Regions from separate parts of the Mus musculus genome. Here all the other regions are linked to region 1. The links are chromatin loops, found by intact Hi-C in ENCODE. Cell type or tissue: left cerebral cortex. All regions are shown on one strand.

What was found. Hi-C counts contacts between places; a loop is a spot of excess contacts. Peaks named below come from ENCODE experiments on the same cell type or tissue, not always from the same donor. Only the 100,000 strongest peaks of a DNase experiment are listed, where the experiment ranks them.
Region 2: it touches region 1 in a loop (4-fold over the local background); 2 of 42 quality-filtered maps call a loop at or near these places.
Region 3: a loop joins it to region 1, with 7 times the contacts of the local background. A loop is called at or near these places in 2 of 42 quality-filtered maps.
Region 4: a loop joins it to region 1, with 3 times the contacts of the local background. A loop is called at or near these places in 2 of 42 quality-filtered maps.
Region 5: it touches region 1 in a loop (2.6-fold over the local background); 3 of 42 quality-filtered maps call a loop at or near these places.
Region 6: a loop joins it to region 1, with 2.4 times the contacts of the local background. A loop is called at or near these places in 3 of 42 quality-filtered maps.

Annotation. Positions count from the first base shown.
Region 1 is chr1:9,294,279-9,299,278 of GRCm38, reverse strand. Sntg1 (syntrophin, gamma 1) reads left to right here. Exons shown (of 20, transcript NM_001290393.1): 1 at 1-1,146. Among named protein-coding and RNA genes, the nearest start is that of Sntg1, 3.1 kb to the left of the region's middle. In left cerebral cortex, a CTCF peak has its summit at 2,744; DNase peaks (open chromatin) are centred at 2,405, 2,488, 2,692, 4,132 and 4 more places; H3K4me3 peaks cover 4,600 bases; H3K27ac peaks cover 1,628 bases.
Region 2 is chr1:9,543,324-9,548,323 of GRCm38, reverse strand. It overlaps Rrs1 (ribosome biogenesis regulator 1), which reads right to left and starts at 2,916. Exons shown (of 1, transcript NM_021511.2): 1 at 869-2,916. The coding sequence starts at 2,800. The coding sequence ends at 1,703. It overlaps Adhfe1 (alcohol dehydrogenase, iron containing, 1), which reads right to left and starts at 376. Exons shown (of 14, transcript NM_175236.5): 1 at 173-376. The coding sequence starts at 231. In left cerebral cortex, CTCF peaks have their summits at 16, 2,206 and 2,975 (motif pointing right); DNase peaks (open chromatin) are centred at 248, 2,005, 2,294 and 2,997; H3K4me3 peaks cover 3,381 bases; H3K27ac peaks cover 2,105 bases.
Region 3 is chr1:7,396,311-7,401,310 of GRCm38, reverse strand. It overlaps Gm26901 (a long non-coding RNA gene), which reads left to right and starts at 3,215. Exons shown (of 3, transcript XR_865172.2): 1 at 3,215-3,593. In left cerebral cortex, CTCF peaks have their summits at 2,937 (motif pointing left), 3,834, 4,069 and 4,270; DNase peaks (open chromatin) are centred at 3,329, 3,601, 3,860, 4,238 and 1 more place; H3K4me3 peaks cover 1,796 bases; H3K27ac peaks cover 1,095 bases.
Region 4 is chr1:9,166,898-9,171,897 of GRCm38, reverse strand. The region is part of intron 2 of Sntg1 (syntrophin, gamma 1); the gene reads left to right. Among named protein-coding and RNA genes, the nearest start is that of Sntg1, 130 kb to the left of the region's middle. In left cerebral cortex, no CTCF peak of the experiment used is centred here; DNase peaks (open chromatin) are centred at 2,734 and 3,302; H3K27ac peaks cover 968 bases.
Region 5 is chr1:8,938,338-8,943,337 of GRCm38, reverse strand. The region is part of intron 3 of Sntg1 (syntrophin, gamma 1); the gene reads left to right. Among named protein-coding and RNA genes, the nearest start is that of Sntg1, 360 kb to the left of the region's middle. In left cerebral cortex, no CTCF peak of the experiment used is centred here; a DNase peak (open chromatin) is centred at 2,423.
Region 6 is chr1:8,952,157-8,957,156 of GRCm38, reverse strand. The region is part of intron 3 of Sntg1 (syntrophin, gamma 1); the gene reads left to right. Among named protein-coding and RNA genes, the nearest start is that of Sntg1, 350 kb to the left of the region's middle. In left cerebral cortex, no CTCF peak of the experiment used is centred here; no DNase peak of the experiment used is centred here.

The sequences.
Region 1 (5,000 bases):
CCTGCTGTCCCTGTCTGGGGCTCCCGGCCACGGCTAAGCTCTTCGCGGCGATACAGCCTCTCGGAAACAAAGGTATCCCTAGCCTTTTCCTGGCCCTTTCACGGTTTCTGCATTTTCTGACAAGAGTCTGTCTGTGTATCTGGGAACTGAGCATCCTTACTCTGTCATCTCGGAATTCCATCTAGAGCTCCGAAAATGTGAACGTGTCCGCGCCCTGGTTAGGAAGCAAGATCGCAGGGGGACCTCCAAAATAGCCCTTCTCATCTTATGTAATTAAGGACCCACGAGCTTCCCAAAAGCACCTCTACAGTCTCCACAGTGCTCAGCTTCTCTCCTCCTCCCCCTTCTCTCCCCTGTCTCTTTCTCTCTGTCCCCCGTCCCTGTGCGCGCTTGTGCGCGCGCCCGTGTTCGTGCGTTCTTTTTTCATTTCTACCATTAGGAAACCTACTCAGAGCCGCTGTGAACTTAGAAGAGGCTCAGCATTTGTTTCCCACGGATTTCTGCCTCTCCGGAAACGTTGCCAGCGTATACACATAAGGGTATCAAGATGGAGAGACCATTAATCCCCAAGAAATGAAACACGGCGGAGAAACGGCAAAGCTAGAAGTCTGGAAGAGGCCTTAGCAGGAGTATAGGGTCTGGAGTAGACTAAGGGGTCCTGGTTCCCCTCGCTTCAGCACCGGAAGGGATGGACAGCGTCTCCCAGCTGCGTGGCTGCCTGGGAGACCCAACTGTGTTGCTGCTGCTGCCTCTGCTGCTGTCCTCCTGGCCACAGTCATCTACAAGAGCTCTTAGCAGCTAAAAGGCGGTGCCTCTGGTCCCCTTCCTTGATGGACGAAAACCAGCCCTCCTCATCCTCTACCACTCATATCAACCTAGTTAAACTCTAGGCAGCAACTTCAAGAAAAATTTCTATACAGGACTCCGGGGAATGCAGGCAGAAGAGTGGAGTTGAAGTTCTTAGAAGCACCAAAGAACCATGGGCGTTGCAGTAGGAATTGAAATTCTCAAAGGCCCAGAGTTTTTAAAATAAGAACGTCCCTGAGTGGATTGCAGCTGTTGTGGAGACAGCTTTGTGAGAGGTCAGAGATACTAAAACCCCAACATTAAAGAAGCTGAGAAGACGTCAATTCCTCTGCTCAGCAGGTATGTGATAATACTATTACATCTGTGTTTCACCACACACTAATGACTTTGCAAGGTTTAACAGAAAAGATACAAAGATGCTGAGAATTAAGGAAAATGAGTACTTCTGGTTGTTTAAAAGTAATAATTCCTAGATTAGTATCTTAGAAAATCTCTTCCTTGATAAATTAGTCTGGAATTTTACTTTTCTGGAATCTCTTGACAGAGGTGACAACAATATGTAGTTGGCTTACATTAGTATAGCAAACTTTTACTTGGACATTTTCTTCTTGCTTAACTAATAGCTTTGGGGATCTCTGTGTATCTTATTGTTTTCTTTAAAACTAATGTGCACTGGTGTTTGGCGATCATACATATTTAGCTAAAAGCGACTCTGGTTGTGTTATATTGCATCTGAAATATATATTTGAAATTTAAATATATCAAAAAGTTGGAAATGGCTCAATCACCTCTTGTAATATTCTAAATGGTTATATTTTGTTAAAATGTTTAAGGCACAAAATATGTACGCATCAATATCTGATCCCTTTTGTAATCAGAGTCCCCAAGTGTAGCTAGACCTTAGACTTATCAACAGATATCTCAAGGCAGGAAGTGAGCAGCTTCCTTGTGCGTCTGTAAGAGAGTAGGGTTCCTTCAGTATTCTGACTGATTAGTTCTACAAAACCTATTTGTTTCTGAAATCAAGTGATAGAGACTAATCAGTTACTAATAGACCATAAACCTTAACATGATAATTAATTTTTCTTGATACTTAACGTGATAATTCTTTCTTGATACTTCTTTCTAGACTCTTCCTTTAGAGCTTTAAAATTACAGCTTCCACAATGACCTTGATAAGCATTGGGCTTTAATGAAAGGGGTTTTCTGTGTAAAAAGCAGTTATACAAATGTGTAGTCCATGGCTGGCATTTCAGAAAGAACTCATTCAATTCCAGCGATTGCATTCTGCTCAACGGAGAGCTTTGACTCACAGTAATGAGTCTCATAGTCGTGATGGCATATGCTTAGCCAAGTCTGTGGAAAGAGTTTGTCTCTTGAAAAACTGCAGGAGTTTGGAAGAATTTTTTTTTAAATTTTATAAACCATGTATAGCTGAAAATAAAATACCTTTACATCACATACAGTAACTCTCACTTTCTTTCTTTGAATGCCCAATCTCCTGAGCCAGGGTGGTACTTGTTGGTAGACTCATGGCTGCCTGTTATATAGTGACCAAGAGTAACAATTCTACTCTGAGGAACTGTCATTTTTAACTGTCACTCACCACGAAGCTGCCTGCCTCACAGAGAGCAGCATCTCCTTGGAGGCATGTTTGCCCTAGATAGGTCAGAAGTGATCTTTGGAGGACTAGAAAATCTGCACTAATTGCCGTGGAGCCCAGAATTTGTTTCTTTTTCTAGTTTAAGAAATGTGGAAGCAGATTGCCACATGGAAGATGGAATCATATTTTAGCAGAGTTACAGCATGTGACTAGACTATTAGTTTGATTCTTAATTAATTAATGTAGACAGACTCCCCCAGTCAGTGGAGCATAAAATGATATGTGGGAATGTGCTCTGGAATGAAGCCTGTGTGTCTTATGACCGCAGTTCCCTTCTCAGTGGTGGAGGGGGCAGGCTTTCTCTATATGGAACAGAAACTGAGTAAAGTAAAAGTTACCTTTGTCTATCCCTTTGCTGATTTGGAAGTAAATAAGTTGAATTCACCACTCCAAACTCAACCAAGTGTATTGAAGGTCTTGCCAGAAGCTGTCTCTGGAGAAATGTTAAAATACTGAGATAGAATTTTTGTAAGCATCTTTAGTAGCTGTCTAAAGGTTAATCTCTAATCACAATTAAGCAAGTAAGTAAGTGGGTAAATAAGCGAACCAATAAAAGAGTAACAGGGTTATTGGGAATCTGCCTTTATTTTGATTTCACTCATCTCTGAAAAGAAATCAGCACTGTATTTGAAAAAGTGTCTCCCATGCATGCAAGCAGTCCTTGCCTATTGGATATCTATCTATCTATCAATCTATCAATCTATCTATCTATCTATCTATCTATCTATCTATCTATCTATCTATCTATCTATCTATCTCCAGGTTTTATGAGTATGGCAAGTGTCAACTCAATGAGTATCTCAATACTAGAGGTGATTTGAATCCTGGAATCTTTTTGCCTGGAGATAGAGGGATAACAATTTGGAAAGAAATTCTGACTCAATTTTTTAAATTATAAATTATTATAACAACAGGGCATAGGTGCTAGGAGTGGTAAATCATACCTCTAATTTAAGCATTGAGAAGGCAGAAACACTACAACTATAGGAAGGCTGAGGCCCACATGAGATACACAGTGAGCTGCAGGATACACAGTGAGCAAGCGTTTAAATGGGATAATGATGCCAAACATCAAAGGCTTCTTAAATATGAAAATAATATTCTCATGCTTTGAAAAATTTTGAACTTATTAAAATTCAAGTAAGTGAACAGCATTAGCACCAAGCCATGAAAACTGAAACTAAACATGATCTAGAATTAATGATACTTAAATTGGAATAGTCAGTTAATATTTAGGTAGTCTTCAGAAAAGTTTAGCCAAATGGTTTTTAGTTTTATGGCTTAGCTTGTATTTGGGTTTGGGTTTCAGTCAGATTCTCAATATTCTGCCCAATCTTCTGTAAAAGCTAGGAATTACAGACAATGAATCTGTTCATTGCACTCTTACCTGTGAAGTGAAAGCTACTAAGGAAGAAAAGAATATTATCAGCCAGAAACTGGTGGTCATATCTTTCCCAAAACCTGTACAGCAAGCAATGGCAGAGCACGCATACAGAGAGCACCTTTACTGAGTATTTTCTTTTTCTGTAGTGGAACAAGCTAAACATGGCATATTACAGCGCCAAACATGCTATGTATTATGATGAGGAAAAACAAGGGTGGTTTGGTTGTAAAATGACCAGGCTCCCTGAAATGCTGATGTGAGGAGAGGATGAGCCACCCGCCCCACTGAGGCTTCATTTCTTCCCTCAAATGGGAGAAACTATATTAGTTAGTAAGAAGCAGATCTTTACATATAGATACACATGTGTTTCTTAAATGTTAGTGGCTGGTTAAATGATATGGACAACTAGGAGGTGTGAACGTGACGGTCTGAGAGTCTCCTGGGAACCTCAGTGTTGGATCTGGGTGTGATTATAAGGGATTTCTAACAGCATTCATTCATCCATGAAAAAGTTCCCTGAAAACCATTACATGTCAGGAATGTAGGTAAAATCTCTTTTGCTGAAAATATAAAACTTTCCTGATAATGCTGTAGTTTTTAACATCTGTTTCTGGTGTAAATATATCACACTAGGTTGAGTTTGTTTTAAAATATTTAATACCAGCAGTGCCATGTTTTTATCAATTGGTCAAATTTAGGCCAGCAGTATCCCATTCAGTCTATCACCTTTCATTTAGACCTTTGGGAAAATTATTACTGTCCTTTTGTTAAGATTTTCTTCTAATTTATCACTAATTGTATGGACACAGAAACTCCGAAGACTAGGTAGACTTTGATACTATTTGAAAATGCATGAAGAAAGCATTTTGTTTGGTTTCTGGTCTGTGGGGATGGGTGAAATGTAGATTCTGTGGGGCTGACTGTTGAGAGGAACCTGCAGTGGGTGTGGGGTGCAGCCTTCATGTGGCCTGAAACTATGCTGTGCTCATGTCCCTTCAGGGATTCCCAAGTTTCATCACGTCACCATTTGTTTTTGTCAGATAGCATTTTCTAGAATGCAACACAGAAACATTTTTATTTGTATAGGTTCCTAGGCTATCACTGAAGTATACTGGTACTATGTTTGAGAAATATAAATGATTGTTA
Region 2 (5,000 bases), 250 kb before region 1:
TGGTAGCTGGGCCACATTGCACCATCCCATTCTATCATTGTTTAAGGGACAGCCCAGGGAATACTGTGGTTTTTCTGAATTCTGTAAAGTATCCCGATGATGACTGCCTGCCCAGCTGGGTGCACGCGGGGTTGCCGAGCACTGAGGCACCCTCAGTGCAGCCTGTACTCACGCTGTGCTTTGTAGGTGCCTCAGCAAGTGTGTGACTCGAGCGCGTGCAGCTGCAGCCATGGCAGTTCTCCTTGTTCGCCGCCTACTCCACCCCCACTAACAGCCAATCCGGTCGCTGCTGGACTCCAGGAGGAAAACTTCTGCCTCCAATGCAAGGTCACCTGACCCAGTCTTAGCTCATTTCTCAGGAAACTCTGAAATGTCTCAATGGCAAGAACCCCACTGGGTTTTTCGTAAACTTAAAAAAAAAAAAAAAAAAAAAAAAAGGCCCCAAACTGACCAACCAAAACCCCAAATTAATCTCTGAAAGTTAAGTCCTGTTGTTAGCAGTTGGGAATTGGGCTAGAGGTTACTTTTAGCTGTCAACAGCTTGGCTTTGATAAAGTTCTCATGGATACTTAGAACTATAAACTGGAAGAGTTTATAGTTCTTCTCCAGTGGAAGAGTTCAGTAAAGATGAGCCTAGTTAGAGCTTTACCCAAAGTCACTAACAATCCAGTGTTTCCATGAGTTAAGAGACAAGTTGAGCTTTCCTTGCATTTCTACAAGTAACCTTATAAAACTGAAACCACACTAAGAGTAACCTCCAACCCAATTCCCAACTGCTAGCAACTGACAGACCAACTTGCTTTAAAGAAAACACCCCTTCCTCAATTCTAGAATTGCTATTAATAACTTACAAAAATAATGCAAATACTAATTATGCAAAGATAAGTTTATTAAGAACAAAATAAGACAATGAAACAGGGAAAAACATCTAGGACAGAAATAAACATGAAATCTGCTGCTCGATTATAATCTCAGCACTTGGCCCTGAGTTCCAGGGCAGCCTTGGTTCCATAGTGAATGCCAGATATTTTGACAATATCTAAAACCCAAGCCAATTAAACAAAAGCCACCGGTTACAAACAAAATGACAACTATTTCTGGACTTAAAGCAATCCATTGGCCAAATGCACCACCTGAACCAACACCAAAAAGCACTATACTTTTAATATTATAGTTAGGGCCAAAGTTTTCCTAAAACAAGGGGTCTTTTTTAGAACCACTGTAACTACTTTGTTTTTCTCAAGCACACTCCATATTGGTGCCCAGGTTACTGGCTTCACATGCAACCTCTACCGACAGTAAAAGTTAAAAGCAACACCAGGTACCTGCATCCATTTACAATACTTGCAAATCACAGGTAGATATAATTTTCCCCCGCCCTCCCCGCTTTGATAAATACACAAGCTTTGTTATAAAAATAATGCAAAAATGTTGAAACCAATCTACTGTAACGCAGTATCCAAAGTCAAGATAAAAAGGCAGGCCTTAACTTATTCCTGGTTCTGGCTATATCATTTCTATAATTCTCAAAATACACCAATTTCCAGTCAGTGTCTCTATTAACTCGTCCAGCACTGACTCGAGGGAAGGCAAACCCGTCCTTTTAATGTCAAATGTCACTGAGGGCAGCGGCCACCTATACCGCCCAAGTTAACTTTTAGTACAGTCCCAGCTTTTCAGAACTGGTCCCGAGGGGAGAACGCTACTTCCTCCTCTTCCCACCTTGGGGCGGCACTCCTTTCTTCTTGCCAGCTAAAGCAGAAGGCCAGGAATGCTTTTTGCTTCCCAAGCCTCCTTTCCTCTTTTCTCCCTGACCCGGCGGGCCGCCCTTTCTCTTGCCCGAAGGTCCTTGCCGGCCCCCTTTCCTCTTGCCTTTCTGGCTCATTTTCCTCCTCTTGGCAGCCTCCTCCTGGTCCTCTTCCCTCATCTGCTTGTTGGTGGCCCTCGTCACGTCCAGCCGAGGTTTCTTGCTGTTCATGACTCGAAGTAGCTCCAACTGGTTCTTTTTCTCGGCTGCGAAGTCCCCAAAGAGGGGCTGAAACTTCCTCTTCTTGCCGGAGCCCCGGGGAGCTTTCTCCTTGGGAAGGCGCTCCTGGAAGCGTCCCACCGAAGCGGTGGAAACCTTGGCCACTTGCATGGCGCGGCCCAGCTCTTCCTTACTCTGGTGTCCAGTAGGGTGCAGGCCGGCTGAGCTGGGCATCTGCATCTTGTGCGCGCGAGCCAGGTTCCGCAGACGGTTCAGCTCATTCTTGGCCACGCGTTCTTTCTTGGCCTGAGTCCTCTTGGCGAACTGGTCTTCCATGGGGTCGGCGCTCCCAGGCACCTCGATCAGCCATTCTTTAGTGTCATCCCGGGCGCGCTTGTAGCCCCAACGGCGCCGCCACTGGCCACTCGCCTCGTCCCACACGAGGTTGGTCTTCTTCTTGGGACGGATTCCCTTAAGGCGCGCGAACTGCTGCCAGCGGGTGAGCGGCCGTGGTCGGGGCAGCGGCTTCTCGCGGGGCAGGCGAGTGGCGGGCTCCGGCAAGCGCGCGACCACCGCCTCCTCCACGCGCTCGGTCGGCAGCCGCCACAGCTGGTTGATGAGCAGCTGCGTGTTGTCCCGCGCCAGGGCCCGCAGCTCGGCCTCCGGCGACGGCCCGGCCTGGCGCAGCACGGTCGGGGGGTTGCGGTCCGAAGCCAGCAGGTTGCCCAGGTCGAACTCCAGCTCCAGCTCCTTGTGCACCGTGATGCGCTGCAGCTTCTCCGCCTCCTCCTGCTCTGCCTTGGCCAGCAGCTCCTCCACGCGCTGGCCCTCCATGGCTCTCGCTGCGGCTCGGATCCCTCACTTCGGGACAGCGGCGGGACGTATCGCCACTACAGCAGCACCCTAAACCGGCAACCACGTGCGGACGTCCGGACCCGTAATCCGGAAGAGGAAAGATCACTTCCGGGTTGTCTGGAAGCGGCTCACAGCTAGGCGGGGAGGTAAAGACCGGCAGAGGGCGGCATTGGACAGCAGATGGGCTTAGAGGCGGGACTTGGATTCGTCACCGGATGTTGGCCCGACTGGCGCTGAGGGTTGGCTAACCAGCTCAGGACCTGGTTGGGACTACGTTTCCCAGCATGCTGTGGGGCAGAGGTAGTGCAGTAGGACGCGGGCTGCTCAAACTCTTGGAAGTGCCTGCATTGTAGCTTCCGAATGGAGCGTCTACACCACAGTGTCTATGGGTAAATCTATTACAGAGGTGTTTGGGGCGAGACAAATTATTTCCCCAGAGTTATAGCCCGTTCTCTGTGCCCTAGGTGTGAGCGGAGACAGATCCCACGGATACCTGTCCAAGTTAGGCATTGTTTTGCGACTTAGTAGGGCTTGCAGTTTGTCTGTACGTGGCCTGGGCACCAATTCTGGCCATGCCATTGTTTGTTCCTGTGATATTTGTGTAGGCCTGAAAAATCGTGGAAGATGGAGACTCTGGTAGTATCCAGGAGTGTTTTAAAGGTAAATGTGTTAATAAGCTTGGAGGAAGGCTAAGATCCAGTGAAAACCAAATAGTTTTTATTCAGTAGTCATGGTGGCCTAGGGAGTTAAAAATCTCAGTTTACTATTTACTGCCATCTATTTTTATAGGTTTTTACCTCAGTCCGGTGTTAGAATGGGCACATGTTCATCTAATGTCATCCAAAAAAGTGTTTTGTTTGTTTGTTTGTTTGGTTGGTTTTTTTGTCTTGTCACATAAGTAGACTTTTACTGATTTATTTATTTTTTAGTTTAGATCACATGAACCGGAGGCCGAGCTTGAACTCCCTGTACATCGAAAGAGAACTTGACTTCTTTTTTGTTTGTTTGTTTTTTGTTATTTTTTGAGACAGGGTTTCTCTGTATAGCCCTGGCTGTCCTGGAACTCACTCTGTAGACCAGGCTGGCTTCGAACTCAGAAATCTGCTTTCCTCTGCCTCCCAAGTGCTGGGATTAAAGGTGTGCACCACCACTGAGAACTTCTTGATTCTCCTACCTCTCTCTCAAGCATTAGTGTTTCAGGCATGCAATATCCAGTGTCCAGTTCCATTTTTTAAACTAAGTTTTTGGTTAGAATGCAAAGTAATTATTTTCAATATGGTGCTTTCATACAGGTATCATTGTTATCTCCATCCTTCACTGCCTTCCCCGTCCCCCATAAATAGACATTTAAAAAATGCAGACTAAACTGGGTATGGTGTATAATCCCAGCACTCTAGAGAAAGAGGCAGGAGGGCCAGGTGTTCAAGGCTAGCCTTAGTTGCATATGGAGTCATCCAAATCATTTTTGTTTTTAATGTGGTTTAAGTTTGCTATATAGCTAAGAATGGTCTTGGAATTAATTCCCTTGCCTCTGCCTCCCAAATTCTGGCATTACAGGCAGGAGCCACTATAATTCTTTGTTTTCCTCTTGGTGCTAGACCAGATGTCAAAATCTACACAGCACAAAGCTTCCTCCAAAGTTGCTCCTCCTTCCACCATCCTCTCATCCTCTTCCTCATTGTCTTTGCTGCCCAAGGAACCCTGCCATTGGGAATACTGTAGAGACAATAGTCCCAGGAGATGTGGTCATCATTCAAGTCTAGTAACTTGCTCGGATGATGGCAAATTCATCTTTGACTTTCCCTATCCAAATCTCATCAGTTCAAAGCCTAGATAGCTTGTCTCTGTATGTTGCGCCCTTTCACTCCCCACTGCTGTGGCCTTACTTCATCCTAGCCTGGATCTCTTCTATCTGCTTCTCTAGACCATCTCTCTACTATGTAAGCTGCACTAGTTTCTAGCTGATTTTTGATCAGCAGGAAACAGTGATACAAGATGAAAAGAGATGAAGAGAGTGGGGTCAGGACACTTATGCCCTATTCCTCTGTAGACTACGTGACAGCCTGCCTCATCGAACCGTCTTCTGGCTCTAGAAGCTCCCTTGATTCTATCAAGAAGTTTCCTGAAGTTGTGGCCATGGCTTTGTAAATACTCCTGTTGTTTATTTTTCTCTGTGCTG
Region 3 (5,000 bases), 1.9 Mb after region 1:
GGGTGCATGCACGCACACCACACACACACACACACACACACACACACACACTACCCAGCCAGTAAAATGGTTGGCACAGGAGCAGAAGGACCTGGATTCAGATCTCCATCACCCATGTAAAAACTCAGGCATGGTGGCCCATATCTACATCCTAGAGCTAGGGAGGTGAAGACAGGAGAGCCCTGGATCTCACTGGCCAGATAGTTTAACTGATCTGGAGAACTCCAGGGTCATTGAGAGACTCTGTTTCCAGCAAACAACATACCCCACAACCCTCTAAAAGCCAGCAAAACAAACAAACAAACAAACAAACAAATGCAAAATAAAAACAAACACAGGCAGAGTACAATGGGGGCAAGCACTCAATGTCAACCTTTGGACTCCAATCACATGATACACATGTCAGTCACTCAGGTTATCAATACTAAGCACCCAATAAATGTCCCTTCAATTAATGAAAAAATACAAGCACTTCATACTTTTTGACCATATTGGCAACATCTACAATTTTTTTCCCTGTTAATGTTGGAATTGTATTACTATCCAATTCATTATGGAAGTTCTGATGACATCACTGTGACTGACATCCACAGTGCACTTGCTCAAGAGGCTACATTTCTGGTTAACCTACTTTATGTTTCAACACTCTTCAGAGTGATTAATTATTCTATTTGTTTCTCCCATCTAGGAATGGGGGCATTTAAAACCCACATGACACTTTATAATGCATGAAATGCCAGATATGATGGTGGTATTGAAAGGCAGATGCAAGATAGAGGTTTTTAAATCAATCTGTCAGATCAAAGGGAAGTATATTCTTCAACTGATATTACCCTTAAAAGCCACAAAAAGTACCAAATTTAATGATGAGAACAAATTAACTGAACCTTCATCAGTCCATCAGTAAAACAATGATCTGAGGATAAGAAAAAAAATTGAATCCACCACAGAAGACAGTGGATTTGGGGTGCTGAGAGGGATGATCAGAAGTTTTCCTTTGAATTTTTAAGTGACTCGTGTGTGTTTGTGTGTGTGTGTGTGTGTGTGTGTGTGTGTGTGTGTGTTGTATACATGTGCGGCTGGAGAGATGCCTCAGAGGATAAGAGCATGTAGTGAACTTCTAGAAGATCTAAGATAGATTCCTAGAATCCATGTCACAAGGCTCATAACCACCTTTAACTGCATTTCTAGGGAATATGAAAATCTCTGACCTCTCTACATGCACCTACACTCACATGTGTATAGCCACACAAAGACAAGCACATGTACACATGATTAAAAATAACTGAATAAATAAATAAATAAATAAATAAATACAGATTTGGGAGCAGCGACAGTATTTTCCCAAGAGGGATGACTCTAACCATTGCATATTCTTTGCTGTTACAGCTTATCCATCTTGGCTCCTGTCCTTACTGTGTGGCTTCACAGTTTTAACAATGACTCCATCCAAAGGTCTCCCCTTCCTCATGTTTCTAAATTTCCCAGTGCCAGAATTATCTGCTTGTTTCTTGGTTTGGGTCTGGTGGACAGGATGATCAACATTAAGTGTATCTGTAAGTCTCAACTGCCTACTCTGGGGTTCTATACCCAAGCCTGACTCCCCCATGGCTTATGCAGCCATGGACTGGATAGATTATGTGTGCCCTCTATATAATACCTATGATAAAACTTAATTTACAAATTAGGCACTAGCAATCAGCCACAACTACTACAAATAAAATAGAACAAATGTATGAATTATGTTGGGAATTTTCCATTCAATAGTTTCTGTCCACAGATAACTGTGGGTAACAAAGGGCATAGAGAACAAAGACATGAACAGGGGTGACTACTTGTATAGCAAAGTCCTGTTCCACAAGCTGGGTGACTACTTAGTCTGTGAGCCAGGCTAAGGCCTAAAATGCCCTGCTCTGATTAATAAATCCCTTGGAAGTTCTGAATATGCTGTGCAGCCAGCGTGTCTGATCTGTCTGTGCTCTCTGATAGAATAATTCTTGATTCTGGCAGTCCATTGAGTTAAAGTGGGGTCAACAGCCTGTTTAGAAAGAAGCACAATGTTTTACATCATTAAGGCTGGGAAATAGCCACAGACATTGAGTGGTTTTCTTTCTAGTCTAGTTCCTATGAAGACAAGATGTCAGCGACCCAAGGATGGCACCCTTAGTAATTTATTAAACCAATGCAAAGAAGGATGCTTTTTCCCGTTTGCATTCTTTCGTTCAGTATTTCTGGAGCCCCAGTACAGGACGGGTTCACGTGTGTCTCCGATGTGTTTTTTTTTTATTATAAGATTTATTAATCTATCTCGCGTCTATGTGAGGTCACTAAATCTGCACAGGGTGTGAGCCTGCGTGGAGTCTCTGGGAATTGAGTGACAGGACCTCTGAGTGCTCCGGCCCCGCCCCAGACATTTAGAGTTTTTTTTTTTTTTTTTTTTTTGGGGGGGAGGGTCAGGGTTTTGCTGCTTTTTTTTTTTTTTTTTTTAAGAGTAGTGTTTAGTGCTCTTGAGTATTTTTATTTAAAATGCTAGGGTTTTATTTGGGGGGTTTAAGAGTGTTAGGGTCGCCAGGCAGGGGTGGCACACGCCTTTCATCCCAGCAGCGCTTGGGAAGAGGCAGAGGCAGTGGATCTCTGAGTTCGAGGCCAGCCTGGGCTACAGAGTGAGCTCCCACACGATAAGCACACGAGACTTTTTAATTTTATATAAAAATCACGGCCGCCCGCCCGTGTCTCTGCAGACGCGGATTTCTCCGGGGGTGGGGGGGCGGTTTCAGTCTCTGGGGGCCCCAGGTGGCCCGGCGAGTGGACGTCATCCTTCCCTGGGGGTCGCAGTCCCCCACCCACGGCGGGCAGGCGGGCGGGCAGGAAGGCGGGTGGGCAGCTCACCGCCATCTGTGAGGGGAGCCGAGGCGCCCTCTGCTGGCCTGTGGGTGTCATGGCGGTGGCAGGGCGCGCCCTTCCGTTTCCCAGGACCCCCACGAGTGGGCGGGGAGGGCGTCAGCTAAGACCAGAGTGGGGTCTCACCTGAGTGAGCATGAGGCGGGGGCGGGGCCTGGGGCGGCTGCAGGCATCAGCGGCGGCACCGCCCCCTCGGGGTGATTGACACGATGGAAGGGGAAGCCGGGCCCCGCCCACCGCGCGGCGTGGACCTGAAGCCTCTGTATTCCTTTATAGAGGGAAAAAAAGCCTCAGACACTGCCTCTTGTCAGACATGGACGGTGGGTGTGTGTGGGGGAGGGGGGGGGGAAGAAATCCAGCCTTCCATTGGAAGGCGCGGCTGTCAGTCACAGCCGGGCGGGCGGGACTTCTGGCGCTATTCCCTGCTCCTGGAAATAGCAAGTGGGGAAGCTTCCTGATTGAAAGCCGCTGCCGTCAATCACGACCGAGCGGGCGGGACTTCCTGCCACAGACTGGAACTCTCACGTGGCGCGGGTGCACAGAACTGAGCCTTCCGTTTTCCCGCCTCTACCACCCGAAAACTGCCCGGCAAGGGTCTCTCCGCCTTTGTGAGCGCCGCTGTCCCGGGGACCGCGGATTGGAAGCAGGAAGTCACTGGCCGCGGACAGAATCTCTCTCTCCTTCCATCTCAGGTCAGTGCAGGTGCGGGCACGCCCCTGCCTCAGCCCCTAGGCATGCTGGGAGTTGTAGTTCTGTCCCAGTTTTGGGTTCTCTGAGCCCCGCTCCCCTCTTTTTTCTCTAAGACTGGGTTGTTATTTTTTTCTAATTACTTTTTATTTTTAATTTTTGAATGTTTAAATTTTATTTATTTATTTATTCATCTATTTATTTCTTTATTGAATTTAATTTTGTTTTTTCCCATAGTTGGTGTCTCTGGGCTTAACCCTGAGACAGATGCTCTGGCGCGCCACCCGGTGGCGACAGGTTATCACTGCAACACTCCCCTTTTGTGTGTGTGTGTGTGTGTGTGTGTGTGTGTGTGTGTGTGTTTGTTTTCGAGACAAGGTTTCTCTCGCCCCTTTGTGTGTGTTTGTGTGTTTGTTTTCGAGACAAGGTTTCTCTGTGTAGCCCTGGCTGTCCTGGAACTCACTCTGTAGACCAGGCTGGCCTTTAAGTCAGAAATCCACCTGTCTCTGCTTCCCCAGTGCTGGGATTAAAGGCGTCCGCCACTACCACCTGCCTGGTTTTGGTTTTTTTGTTTGTTTGTTTGGTTTTTGTTTGTTTGTTTGGTTTTTCCCCAAGACTTGGTTTCTCTGGATTTAACCCTGAGACAGTTGCTCTCGCACGCCACCCGGTGGCGACAGGTTGTCACTGCAATGCTCCCGCTCGCTTTTTGTTTGCTTTTTGTTTTGTTTTGTTTTTTGTTTTTTTTTTGAGGCTGGGTTTCTCTGTGTAGCCCTGGAACTCACTCTGTACTCTAGGCTGGCCTCGAACTCAGATCCCACAGTTAAGAGACTTTTAATTGTAAAGACTTTGGATTTTAAAAGATATTGGATATTTTTAAAGGATTGAACTTTTAATATGTAAAGACTGGGACTTTTAAGAACTAAGGGTTGAGGCTTACTAGTGATGTGTTTGTGTGTCAAGTTGACAAGGGGTCAATTGTACTGGCTGGTTGTGTGTCAACTTGACACAGCTGGAGTTACCACAGAGAAAGGAGCTTCAGTTGAGGAAATGCCTCCATGAGATCCAGCTGTAAGGCATTTTCTCAATTAGTGATCAAGGGGGAAAGGCCCCTTGTGGGTGGGACCATATCTGGGCTGGTAATCTTGGTTCTATAAGAGAGCAGGCTGAGCAAGCCAGGGGAAGCAAGCCAGTAAAGAACATCCCTCCATGGCCTCTGCATCAGCTCCTGCTCCCTGACCTGCTTGAGTTCCAGTCCTGACTTCCTTGGTGATGAACAGCAGTGTGGAAATGTAAGCTGAATAAACCCTTTCCTCTCCAACCTGCTTCTTGGTCATGATGTTTGTGCAGGAATAGAAAATGGAAAACAGGGTGTTAGGGGTCAGCGGACACCAAGCGAGACAGAGTATATAAGG
Region 4 (5,000 bases), 130 kb after region 1:
CCACCTTCCAAGATTCCTCCTTCTCCCCTCAACAAGGATGCTCTCCTGCTTTTTCCATTTCTCCCTTTATATCACTGTATACTGCTCTTTATTCTTCTCTCTAGTGCTTCTCCCCTGTTTCAAGAATACAGATTTTTAAAGCATGAGCTTATGCTTCTCTGAATTTCTTTTATTTCTATTTACATGTCTCCTTTTCCACCTCTAAGTTTATGAAGTTGAGTCCTCTTTTTCCTCTGGTTAATGTGACTAAAGGTTTGCAAATTATATTGACCATTTACAAGAACTAACTCCTAATTTCATTGATTCTTTGTATTGTTTTGTTTATATTTCATTAAATTAAGACCTGAGTTTAATTATTTCCTCCTATTTACTCCTTTTGAGTGTTTCTTGTTTTTGTTTTTCTACTCCTTTTGAGTGTTTTTTTTTTTTAAGATTTTCAAGTGTATCATTAAGTTATTAATATGAAACCTCTGGTGTAAGCACTTAAAACCATGATCATTCTTCTCAGGACTGCCTCGATTCTATCCTGGACATTTGAGCATGTTTTATATCCATTTTAATTCAATTTTAGTAAGTTTTTATCCCTTCTTAATTTCTACTTTCACTCAATTTTAATTCATCCATGAATTGTTTTATAGCCATAATTTTGTGTACTCGTTGCTGTTGTTATTTTCATATCTAGCTTTACTTCCTTGTGATCAGGTAGGCTGTAGACAAAAACCAAATCTTAATAAACATTGAAAAATTAATCGTATTGTTTATATATTTAAAACACTCACACAAAAATGGGATGAGCGTGTTTTAATAGTGGGAGGAACCAATAAAACAACATTTTCATAGAAAAGTGTAAGTTCAGGTCATGGAACCATGTGCTATTCTGGGCCTTGTTTTGGGCATATATTTCACAGATGCTCACATGATTCTGTTTTGAGGTGGCTTGGCATATTCTGATGCACACATTCGTCACATTCTGTGGCTTGGGGAGTTGATGGAAAGCTGTGTGATTGTCTCCAAACAGATATATTGACAGCCTGTCTACTGGGTTTATTCTTCATATGTTTTGCAGCTATTGTTTGATATGCACACAGAGGAAATGTGTGTTATTTCCTCTTTATGACACTGTTATTGGCAATCATCTCTGTTGGCATCATGGATGTATTTGCTCTAATTTAATTCCTGTTTTCATGACATGTCCTTTGCAGAGAGTTCATACTTTGGTAACTTTGTTGTTATCTTTAAAAATACAACCTATTAACGTCTTTTGTATTTGAAAACATAGGATCATGTAATTCCATCTGGCTTCAAATTTACTATGTAGGTGATGATAAAATTGAACTAACTTTCTAAGTTTTCCCTGTGTTATTAAAAAAATATGAAGTTTGTTTCTATTTGTTTGTTTTGCTGTTGTTTCTTTAATTGGTTTCTTAAAAAGTCACATGTGGAAAAGATAAACAGAAAGAAGGAAAATTATATTTTCAATGGCAGGAAGTTTAATGTATTTTTTCACTGCAGAGGCCAGAAATCAACAAAGAGGGTAGATTGGGAGTGGAAAGATTTCTTCTGTTCATTTAACAGACAGCATAGAAATCTCCAATAGTCAGATACATCTCTTACTGGACTTGGGCTTTGAAAAGCATTACCAGAATTTTCATTCCCAGTCCAAACAAATTCAGAAATTATATCGCACAGTTCTCGACAGAACACTTATAAAACATGGTCACTCTCGTTTTATATATTCAACTCCATCATAGACCTGCTTTTATGCACGATGCCACCACTGTCTTCAGTAAGCTATTGTCAGAAAAGCTACAATCATCAGCCTTATGGTGATTTCTGTGTCTGTCGACTCTCTGGATGGTAAATCACATTGGGAGGGAGAGAATCTCACTCACTCTCTGGGCATCTCCAGATCACTACATGCCATGTTGTTGAAAATGGCACAAGTTTAGAAGGACTGTGGTTTCTTTTTCTCCAGATGTGATACCTTTTATTTTGAACTGAAATTGTGTTCTAGCAATAGATTTTTTTTTTTTTTTTTTTTTTTTTGGTTTTTCAAGACAGGGTTTCTCTGTGTAGCCCTGGCTGTCCTGGAACTCACTTTGTAGACCAGGCTGGCCTCGAGCTCAGAAATCTGCCTGCCTCTGCCTCCTGACTGCTAGGATTAAAGGCGTGCGCCACCACCATAATTTGAATTCTTGCCTTACATCACTAGATGATTCAGATTCCCTTTTAAAGTAAGTACATATAACAATTAGCTAAGACAGCCATCATGTTTATTTTCTAAGCTTAGAAAATTATCAACATTTGGTATGTTTTTGCAATCCAATTAGTTGGCTAGTTAGCAGCTTTTTACAATGATCTTTTTCAGACATATGATTTTATGGTAGGATATTTTTGAAGTACTTCCTGAATGTATAATCATGGATACTCCCGCTAACCCTCTGTCTCATCCTTGGCTTCCTCTATCTTTTTCCTCCTCCTATTTTTTCCCCTTCTCCCTCCTCTTTTTCCTCCTTCCCTCCCCCCCGGAAGTATTTTGCTATGTAGGTCAGTCTTTCCTCAGATTCACCATCTCTCTGCCTTCCTATCTCAACCCCAGGTGCTGAGATACAAATAGAGGGCTTTGCACAAATGAGGCAACTATTCTGTAAATGAGCCCAACCTCAGGCCTAAAACTACTTTCAGTGAGTCAAGAGAGGGAAATGGGCACTGAATTTTAGACTACCTTAGTAATATTAGTTAAAAGCTGGAAGAGCTGCATTGAGGGAGGGTCTGCATAATCTTGCTTGTTGAAATCATGTGTACAGCACTATTCCTCCTGTGTTTCCACGCTAACTATTGTGTCGAGAACCAGGATTTCATATCCTGGGTAACACTATGAATATGATCAGAGACTGAATGCTACCTCTGCAATGTTCTGACAGTTAGGCCTATAGTTTTGCATCTGGAGATCACAGAAATTGACTTAAAACTATTGTTGACTGTCACAAACTCATAGCTAAGTAACCCCCAGGAGGAGACAGTGAATGGGATGAAGAAGACCAGGTGGAGAAGGTAACTGCTGTTTGAGAGTCCCTCCACCACCACCATTGAACTCTGAATTTCAGCTCATTGGACACCATCTTAGCATTACAAACTTGAAGTAGCGCTTGATGTTCCACTGAAGTACACACAGCAAGTCTGTTTCCCCGACCACTTGACTTGGATTACACTAAGTGCTGGTCTCCTGCCTAGCCTGATCATGATTTTTCAGGTTTCATAGAAGTCATGTGGAATCTGGTACAAGCATCCAAGTGCTCTGGGCAGACAAGAATACATGTGCATTTAGCAGCCTGAGTCCCATGGTTTCTGGGATCAAACTATGGTGTTAAACAATGAAAATCTGTTCCATGAGCTTAAAATAGGCACAGCTGTTCTCTGTATTGATCATAGTCTCCAGCTGGATATGATCATTTTATTTCATAAACTATTCTTGGAATAAAAATTCAGCACAATTAGCGTCTTATTCCCTTGTCTAAACTGAGATCCAGCACATGTGGGACCCTGTAATTGGGGCATATTAGCTGACCATTTTATCCACGTTTAATCAAATAATAACGTTCTCTCAGTTCTCTGTTTTTAGAGCTCAAAGACTGGGCTGTTTATTAGAAAAAAAAAATTATAGTTTCCATTTCTGGGGAGTGGGAGGTAAGTGATTCAGAGGCCACATCAAGCAAGGGCCTCCTCACTGGTAAGGGGTTTGCAGTCTCTAGGCACTGTGCATTAGCAAAAGCATGTGGACACTTAGGAGATGGCGTTCCCTCAAGATCTAATCAATTATGAATGACTAACTTAATTAATACAAGGCAATGCAGCTTCTTCACCCAATCAGATGACTGAATAGAATCAATATATTAAATTGAGTATTAACTTTATAAGAAACATAATTCCAAAGACACAGGTAATCGTCCTTGGTTATTTTTTTAGTGATGTTTAATACTTTTTGTTTTTGTTTTTGTTCTTTTGGTTTTCTTCGAGACAGGGTTTCTCTGTATAGCTGTGGATGTTCTGGAACACACTCTGTAGACTAGGCTAGCCTTGAACTCAGAAATCTGCCTGCCTCTGCCTTCCAAGTGCTGGGATTAAAGGTGTGCGCCACCACTGCCTAGCAATTCTTTTTGTTTTTAAATTAATAAATTAATTTATTTTTTACACTCTATATCCCCCCTTCCATCTACCCTCTGACTGTTCCACATCTTACACATCCTCCCCACCTCCTGTCTCCACATGGATGTCCCCACCCCCAAGCCCCACCTAACCTCTAAACTCCCTGGGGCCTCCAGTCTCTTGAGGGTTAGGTATATTATCTCTGAATAAACACAGATTTGGCAGTCTTCTGCTGTATGTGTGTTGGGGGCCTCATATCATCTGGTGTATGCTGTCTGTTTGGTGGTCCAATGTTTGAAAGATCTCGAGGATCCAGGTAAATTGAGACTGCTGGTCCTCCTACAGGATCACCCTTTTCCTCAGCTTCTTTCAGCCTTCCCTAATTCAACAACAGGGGTCAGCTGCTTCTGTTCATTGGTTGGGTGCAAATATCTGCATCTGACTCTGCCACTTGTTGGGTCTTCTGGAGTACACTCATGCTCCCTTTTTGTGAGTGCTCCATATCCTCAGTAATAGTGTTAGGCCTTGGGACCTCCCCTTGAGCTAGATCCCATTTTGGACCTGTTGCTAGATCTTCTTTTCCTCAGGCTCCTCTCCATTTCCATCCCTGTAATTCTTTCAGACAGGAACAATTATGGGTCAGAGTTGTGATTGTGGGATGGTCCTCCTCTCCCTCATTTGATCCTGTTTTCCTGGAGGTAGGCTCTATAAGTTCCCTTTCTCTACTGTTGGGTAAAGTCTCTCTCTTTAAGTCCTGAGAATCTCTCAGTTCCCAGGTCTCTGGTGGATTCTGGAGGGTGTCTCTAATCTCCTATCTCCTGAGGTTGCAGGTTTCCATTCTTTCTGCTGGCCCT
Region 5 (5,000 bases), 360 kb after region 1:
CTGAACATCCTGAGATACTATAAAAAGACAACATCAACAAAGAAGGAATAAAAAATCCTGGTGGAAAAGCCCAACAAGGAATAATAATAACAGAAAAATAGTTGACTCATATTGTTAAAAGGCAAAAATAACTTTTAGCTCAAAAACATTGTAGGGATCAGACATGGATGTCAAATTCACAAAGAGAAATGCTTTTGTTTGGGCTGAGATTCATCTTTAGAGACTTACCCATGTTGGGTAATTAACTGCTCTAAGACTAGTCTATATAACCTGCTATATTTACTCTTACCTAAATATTACCTAATTTTACTTTTGTAAAATTAAAGAAAAAAAAAAAACTACAAGGAGAAACAAATGTTTTGAAGTCAGATGTAATGAAACCGGAGGGTTCTTTATGGGATATCAGTTCTGTTGTGTCAAAACACAAGAACTAATAGTCTCCCTTGCCAGGAGAATGAAGCAGCCCAGAATAGAAGCAAAAAGACCCTTTTATGATAAATGAGCTAGCGATTTCAAAAGTGGAATTTAGCAATTATTTTTATGACCACGGGAAAAATACATGTTATAAGTTTGTATTCATGCATGCTATAGTTTTATGGTCAGAGAGTTAAAGTACTATGAAACATTTTATGGTCGGTCAATTCTTGGAACAATGGGAACAATTTATGGTAAGTAATTCACAAGATTTTGAGGAAGAACAAATCAAAAGCCAAGTTGACCTCTAGGTAAGGACATGATTAGAGAGGAGAAAAAAAGAAAGAAAGAAAGATATCAAAGTCTAACACTGTTTAACTAAAATGAAAATGTAGTCAGCTGTTTCTTTTACAGTTTAAAATAGTAAAATTAACAGGATTTCATGGTGGTTTCCTACATGCCTACTACAAAAGGTTACTCCACTGACTTGTGTATAGCCACAAAAAAGAGCTGTTGGTATACTCAAATGTTCTTCAAATCCTTGAAACATGACATGTCGAAAGTGTAATCTACAGCAACACTAGTGAAAGACTAATCATATTTAGTTCAGCATGTGTCCTCCAGATTCAGTAATCTTTAAAGACAAGGGAAGCTGGAGGGTTAATATAGATTTTCAGTTTCTGTTACCATTTTGAATGTAGATCTTTCCCAGGGCTGATAAGGCACAATAATTTCTTCCCCCAATGTTGAGCTGTGGCAGTAAGCTATAGACATAATCATACACATGATTATAGAAGAGAAGATAATTTTTTTGTGCTGCCCAGCTGTAATGGTTGTAAGTTGGGACATTCATTACATGCTCTTCCTTTGATATTTTGATCTTATAATAGAATCATCACTAGGAAGAACATGGTAAATCAAAGAGCTTTTGAAAAAAATAAAAGAGCGATTTAGATTAAATTTTCTGAAGACAGAACAACTAACTTAGAAGGAAAAAAGACACCAATGAAAATACCTATACATTTAGAATGTTGCGAACTGGCCAGCGGCTCACATGAACTGGGTTTCTCCTGGGAGGCAAACCCTGGCTGAAAGAGAGGGAAACTAGGCGGACAAGACAGAGAAATGGAGCCAAGAAAGTGTTTTGATCAAGGCTCAAATGTTTAATGGAGAATGCACTTATAAAAAAAAGGGGGGGGGGGAGGCCCATTCCCACCAATTCATCCTTGGAGCCTGGAACCAGGTGCAGATGTTGACCTGTAGGATAGGGCGTAGTCTCCGCAATAGCACTGGGGCCTCTCAGCAGGTAGCAGTATCTTGAAGAGAAACGGTGACAGTGGCTGAACAATAAAGTGATCTGGGAAGAAAGGCTCCACCCTAGGTAATCTCCTTAGTGGCAGCAAGGTCAAGTTCTGGCTCAGCCAGCTTCAGGCTGAGGGAAGGTTACAATTTCCTCTCTGTTATTAATATTTAAAAAAAAGCTGGACTGAGGCACAAAATTTATTTATGCTCCATAGTCCTGCCTGGGAATGATGGTAGCTGGCAGCAATGCCTGTCTTAGGAAATCTTAGATCTTCCCGAACCATCCAATTCTGTCTTGGAGGCTACGTGCAGCTAGTTTGTGTTATATTTCACACAAACATGGCTGTGGTGTGTTATCAACAGCCATGGACTTTTGGCATGTACCTCTGTCTTAGATTGGTATGGTTCTGAAATCTAGGTGCCCCTCATTGACTGTCTGGCCCACCTTATTCCCAATTAAGACCAAAGCCACAATATGTACTTAGAATGCTTCTTGATGAAGATTAATAACTGCCACCTGCGCTGTTGGAGGCGAGGCTGTACACCTGCTGCAGTCAGGCTGAAGGGCATTGACTGACCTGCTTGAGAAACAAGGGTGGGACAGTGAAAAGCAACAGTATAAAAGCTTCTTTGGAGAAGTCCAGGTACTCCATTCAGTTGCAAATTAGCAACGATCAAGCTTAGACTTAGCCACCCAGTGTGGGGGAGGTGGTGTTGAGAATTGCAGAAAGGCTGCAGCTTCCCTGGGAGTGGAGGCTGTGCTCCAATTTAACTTTTTGGCTAAAGAGGATTTTTAGCCATAATCAAGGTTAGAGTCATACTTACTAGAAGATTCAGGATCTGTGTTCAGTTGATGAACTAATCTCTTAGGCAGCCATCGCCCTATCTTCTTTTTGTGAAAAAACACAGACCAAGCCCCTTCCCCAGATTAGGACCGGGTCTGGACCCTTCCATTCCTTAGTTAATGGGTCCTACCACTTTACCTTGGCATAAGAACTAGAAGTAACTGGATGCCAGTGGCGATCCGCTGCAGACTGACATTTAACATCAGCTTGCAAAAAAATTAGACCAAATAAAGCAAAAGCAAGATGTGCCTTTGGTGACTTTGGGGGAATATAACTGCCCTTGTTTTGTTTTTAAAAGCCAATTTTTTAAAGTGCAATGAGCACGTTCAACTATTCCTTGTCCCATGGGGTTATAAGGAATTCCAGTTTTATGTGTGGCACTGGAGATAATGTAATACATTTAGGACATTGTTTTACAATCATTTTTGCCTGCTCCTTAGTGATCTTATGTTGGAAACTTAAGGTATGGCTAGAGAGATGAAATTTTTCATTATCACATTTGGTCAAAGCAACAGGATCTGAAATTAAGGCTTCTCCTATTAGAACTCTATTGATGCAATCATTGCCTTCAGCTAAAGGTCCAGGAAGACCAGAATGAGATTGTATGTGGCCAATATAGAATGGGTGTTTTCGGGCAAGAATGATGTTTTGCAATTGTGAAAACAGGGATCCTGCTGGCGTATTAAAGTTAAATGTACCGCAGGTCTCCAATAAGGGTACCGATTGTGCAACATATAAACTACCAGTAAAAATATTAAAAGCCTCATGCACAGACTGAAAGACATTCAGTACTGCTGTTAATTCTGCTAATTGAGATGAGAGGCCAGGAATCTTTATGATTGCCTGTTGATTATTTATAAGAAATCCAGCTCGCCCTTTAGAGGAGCCATCAGTAAACACCAGAACAGCATTTTTTCTTATGAGTTATGTATGCATAAACCATTGCAAATTTGAGAATTTATAGTATCTGAGGGATGAACAATTTTAAGCAATTGTGAGCTCTGAGATATAATATTGACTATTAATATACAAATTAAAGCTTGATTATTCAACATTTTAAAACACCATCTACAGCACACAATTTAATTATCTGTGCTGAAGCAGGGAGAAGCTCAAAAGAATAAGCATGTGATCCAATTCACATGTACTTTTCTCCCATACAAGGGCTGTTTTTAAACACAGTAAATGAGTAAATGGGACGTATGCATGCATGAATTCATAGAAGATACAGAAGCATGCATAAAAGCAATTTTTAACTTATCTTTTATTATTTAAAATGGTGGTATGCAATAGGTCAATTATTAATATTCTGTAATAACCAAATTAATTGCTGTTTGGAACAAGGAACAGACACTTAGTCAGGTTCTTAAGACACAATTTTTGTTATAGTTATCCTAAACTATATGAATTTATCTAATTCTTTGTTAGCACCACAGTGGCCTTCTTAATAGGATGCTGAAACTGTGCTTTGAGGTGAAAGCCACTTCGGCCTTGCTCGCCCCCAGCCTTCCTCTCAGGCAGAAGAGGCTGAAGGCTGAAGGTGGCCAAATCTGTTGTAGGTCAGAAAGCCCAATCGAGGGCGCCAGAGCACCCCGAATCTTACGGGGGGGGGGGGGGGGAGGCTACCCCCAGCTGGGACAGGCGGAGGCTCACGGAAGCAATGGCAAGTGCGTCCCTCCCCTGAGTTCTCTACAAAGGCGCACCACTACCGCTCAGGGAAAGCTGCGAGCCCCAAGGCCCTGCCCCGCAACAGCCAGCAGTCGCTGGCTCCACGTGGGCCAATGGTTGGCCAGGAGGAGAAGAAAAATCACTTTACAATAGTGTTTTCTCTTACCAAAGAATTGCTGTGGGCACACCTAATATTTAATTACCATTGATTATAATTGATAACAATTATAGAAGCTTTCTTTATTTTTCTGCAAAGCCTTTTGTTCTTTGCCAGTTAATTTGCGTCTCACTTAATAGCAGCTAACAAAAGCTTAAGTTCTCCTGTGGTGAGTTTAAGGTAAGATTTTAGCCAATTGACATCTCCTGGAAGCTTTTGAAAATAAAATTTTGAAGCAAATCAATTTCTCTTTCTTAGATTTTCTGTCCCACAATTTTCTAGTATAACTAAAACCCTAAGTATTAAAAAAGATACTGCCTCTGAATCTTTTCTGGAGCAACAGCTACTCCCCAGAACTTAAAAGCTCCTTGTGTGAGAGCAAGGATTTAAAGCAAACTTCCCTTTAGAAGCATTAGCTAATAAAACGCTTTCCACTTAGGAAACAACATACACTGAAAGATTCAAACTCTTAGCTTCTTATATTGAGGCAGAGACGCTAAGAATTTTTCTTATATAATGTAAAACTATGTTAGCCACACCTACAGGCAAAATTTTCCAGTGATCACCAGTTCACTAGAAGCAAAACTCTTTACAATTATCAGAATGCAAAGGAA
Region 6 (5,000 bases), 340 kb after region 1:
TTAGAGCTTCTCACTACCTTTAACAAGCCTTAATAACTGGGATCACACACTGCATCTCTAGTGAACATTTTGTGTTCTGTGACTTTGCCTTATACAGGCATGGTTTTGGGTCCAGAATACTTTGCAGAGGAAAGAAGGGGTCAATTTCTGGGAACTAGCTAATAATTATATCATTGAAAAACAGAAACAGTCTTCTAAACTTCCTAATCTTATTATTAATTTATGGTCTTATTGTCCTAACGCCTATAATACTGCCCAATTGCAGTAACAAGATTAAACCATTCATTTGTTTCTTAGATTAGTGGGGAAAATTCAATTCTTTCACGCAGGGACTGCCATTGCTTGCTTGTTATCTTTATTGTCACCAACAAGTGTTAGGTTTTTATTGCTTTCTATGTGTATTCTGCCATGTTATTGGACTTTTCCTTGTCAAGTCTAATGAGGCAGCATATTTTATTACTTACATATGAATGTCAAACAAGATTTTTGTCCCACAACTGTGATACATAGTTCTTTTTGATATTGGATTTTGTTGTTGATATTTTGTATAAAGGTACACATCTATAGTCACAATTGATACTTAAAACTGTGTTTCCTTTTTTTTTCAATTTTTATTAGATATTTTCTTCATTTACATTTCAAATGCTATCCTGAAAGTCCCCTATACCAACCCCACCCACCCTGCTCCCCTACCCACCCACTCCCACTTCTTGGCCCTGGCATTCCCCTGTACTGAGGCATATAAAGTTTGTAAGACCAAGGGGCCTCTCTTTCCAATGATGGCCGACTAGGCCATCTTTTGATACATATGCAGCTAGAGTCAAGAGCTCCGGGGTACTGGTTAGTTCATAATGTTGTTCCACCTATAGGGTAGCAGATCCCTTTAGCTCCTTGGGTACTTTCTCTAGCTCCTCCATTGGGGGCCCTGTGTTCCATCCAATAGATGACTGTGAGCATCCACTTCTGTGTTTGCTAGGCCCCGGCATAGCCTCACACGAGACAGCTATATCAGGGTCCTTGCAGCAAACTCTTGCTAGTGTATGCAATGGTGTCATTGTTTGGAGGCTGATTATAGGATGGATCCCCGGGTGGGGTAGTCTCTGGATGGTCCATCCTTTCGTCTCAGCTCCAAACTTTGTCTCTGTAACTCCTTCCATGGGTATGTTGTTCCCTATTCTAAGGAGGAATGAAGTATCCACACGTTGGTCTTCCTTAATTTTCTTGTGTGTTTCCTTTTCTATTCAACTGCTTTGGTTACTAGATAGTGCCAACCTTAGTGAAAGAGTTAAGAGATCATGCTTTTGCTTTAATTTTCTGGAGATTGCCGAGATGTGACTTTGTTTATTAGTCATATGGTAGATTGCCCAGAGGTAATAGTAGTGTTGAAAGTGATGCATTGCTTCACTTTCCTACTTATTATGTATCTCATATATCTGTCATAATTTAATATATATCATAAAATAAATATGTATTCTCTATTAGTTTTATTATATGACATATTGCAAAAGTTGATTTTTACCAAGATCATCACATTTATGAGTTTATACTCAACTCACACTTCATTGTTTTCCTTTGATCTAATGGAGTAATAAGTCTGTCTTTGTATCTAATATTAGACATTTCTTTCTTGTCTTTTTCCTTGAGTAACCTGCCCAAAATATCATTATCCTGGTTAGTTTTATAGACACTCTTGAAGAAGAAACTTCAGTTGAAAAAAAAAATGCTCCCACTTGGTTAGCCTGTGCACAGCTTGTGGTGCAATTTCATATTTAGTGATAAGGAAGATCCATGACCATTATGAGTAGTGCTGATCTTGTTCAGCTGATCCTGGAGTATACAATAACAAACTGAGAAAGTCGGTAAAAAGCAGTTTTTTTATAGCATCTGTATGTTCCTGCACTGTTTGAACTCCTGCCTTAAGTTGAAACCCTTTGCCCCAAAGGTACTTTTGGTCATGGTGTTTTACTACAGCAGTAGAATTCATAAGACAATTACCAATTTGTTTATATTTCAAAGAACAGTTGCTGATTTTATTCTGATTTTCCTGTTTTCTGCTCTAGTGCTTTTGGCTCTAACTTTTTATAACCATGTTTCTTAAATTGCTTTAAACTTGTGTGGCTTTTCTTACTGTAATTTTCCCAGGTACTCATTTAGGCACCATTTTATGTCATTCATTTTTTAATCAATGCATTTCAATGCTATAATTTTCCCTCTAAAACCTGTATCCTATCATCTTTAGATCAAATACACACATAAGTTTCTTTCTTTTATTTGCTCATTACATTATTTTGTAGTGTATGTATAAGGAGGACAAAGGGTATTATTCTTAAAACAAACACTGAGGCTAATTCATTCATCTTTTTGTTATAGAGATGTTATAATGATTTTAATATGATCTGAAGGCATGCTTTTAGTGTCTCTAAAAGGTATCAAGTTAAGTGTTTTGTTCTGTGATATGGTCTCTCTCCATGAATGTTCCACAAAAACTAGAATACAGTGGATGCATTTCATGCTAGCATGGTCATGTCAATAGCATTCTCCCATTGCCAGACTTGGGAATTTGTTGTTTTAGAAAGAGGGTATACTTGTGAAAAGCAGCTCAGTTGTCTGTTAGGTTTTTGAAGCTTCATAAGTTTTTTTTTTTTTTTTAAAGAGTTATTTATTTATTTATTATATATAAGTACACTGTAGCTGTCTTCAGACACTCCAGAAGAGGGAGTCAGATCTCGTGATCGGATGGTTGTGAGCCACCATGTGGTTGCTGGGATTTGAACTCCTGACCTTCGGAAGAGCAGTCGGGTGCTCTTACCCACTGAGCCATCTCACCAGCCCGCTTCATAAGTTTTTATATTTGGTATTTAATTTTGAAGAGCAAGGGTGTTCTTCATCAAATGACCTTAGGGAAAATGCTGTAATTTTTCTCATCATTTTTCATTTTGATGACTGTTTAAACATCCATGTCAGCTTTTCTTTGATTCACAGCAGTGAAAACATTTCATTGTTCGAGCTTCTAATGATATCCTATCACGTTAATTTATGTAAAGTGATAATTTCCATAATTTACAGTTGAGTTTTTGTTTGACTATCTGAGTTTGGTCTTCTCTATGCCTGTTTTTTTTTACTTGAAAAATTTAGACAATCCATACATAAAGTGATTGTTGAATGTATTCAGTTGTGTCTACTGCCCTTATGGAAATTTGACATTAGTTGTTTTAGGTCTTTTTTTAAAAATTTCTGACTTTTCTGGTTTCAGACACATATTTTTAAATGTTTCTATTTTTTCTCTCTTCTCCAGTATTCCAGCAATATTCACTGTTTACAAAAGTTTAATTGATGTACTAGAGTTTCTAATTTATGTTTGCAATAATTTCACAGGATGAAATACCATCTGACTTGCAGGTCTTGAACTGTAGTGTCTCTGCCTTCTTTACACACCTCCCTTAAGATCTATATTGTTCATTTTACTTCTTTATATACTGTTGTATCCAAATACATTGTTACAGTTTCCTTTTAAACTTAGAATTTCACTGGAATAGATAAAAATGTAAGGAGATATGGTCCACCTCAATGTTTTGTTGGCTCATTTTTCCTCATCTTGTTTCTTTTACACATGGTTCTCTTATAACACACTGACAAGATAGGTGTGCCACACGCAGTTCAGTCTCTTCTTCCACTGATGTAACTTTTGTACCCTTCCTTTTTGGTGATATATTTGTCCTTTACTCACACTTGAAGGAAAATAAAAACCTTGCTATAAAGCCACACATTTTATATTTTTCTTTAAACAAATAAATACAGCAGATGACAATACTCATGCACAGTTTTGGTTTTTTTATAAAAAACAAAACATAAATCTAGCCCTTGTTCTTAATGACGAGGGCCCTCTTCTATTTCCCACTCGGAGTTGGCTGTGTGTCTGTGACTATAACTCTGCATCATGAACTGTGAAGAGTTCCCAGACTTTGACTTAAGGTCATTTTACTTATTTAAAAATCACTTATTGTTTCAACCACAAACTTTGGACATATAGCTATAGGTATGTTTATTGTGCAGGTTTTGGATCTGCCATGTCCTTTGATTCTTTGTTAAAGTTTGGTGCTATGCATCAAGTGGCCATGCTGTGCAGCTTCTTTAGAAGAGTCCAGCCATGGGTCCACTAGTGTCTCCTCCAGTCCGGTTGGCCTTCCTTGTTCTCTTCATCTGCTCATATCTCCAGACTTAGAGAGCCATTTCTGAGACGATCCAATGAGCCACTGATTCTAGTGTGTTTCAGTTTTCTTATAAGGTTGGAAATGATTTCTAAACTTTACACATGTCAGAGCTATGAAAAGAAGCTGTGAATTTGCAATTATTTACACATATTTCACGTAAAAGTTTATCTGATATAGCATCTAACTGCTAATGTGACGAGTTTATTTTATTATATACTATCCATGTGGAGACAGGGTGTGGGAAGGAGGTATGGGATGTGGAACAGTTGGAGGATGGGTCGGGGAGAAAATATGGAGTATAAAAATAAAAATATGAATAAATTAAAAATAAATGTGTTTTAGTTGTTTTTAATTTTTTTTCTTTTTTAAATTACAGTTATATTATTTCTTCATTCCTTTTTATCCATCCAAACTATCTCATTTACTTTTTTTGCTTTCTTTCAAAGTCATGATCTCCTTTTTCACTAAATGAAGAAGTCTATTCTCTGCTCTGATTATTCTGTAGTTACCTTTAGTTCTTTGTGTAGGATGGAGGCTTCCCGGGCTTCCCTGTTTACAGTAGAATGTCTATTGGTGCTATTCTATTAATCTATTTTCTAGGCAGTAATTTTGGTGAGACTTCATGAGTATAGTTTCTGACATTACTAGTAGACACAATTTCACAGCCATCTCCCTGCTCCTTAAGCTCTTACAGTTTTCTGCAATGCTCCTTCTGCCTAAAGTACCAGAGTCTTTTGTAGGTGTATTCATTGGGACTGACGGCACAACTATGCATATTCATTAGTTCTG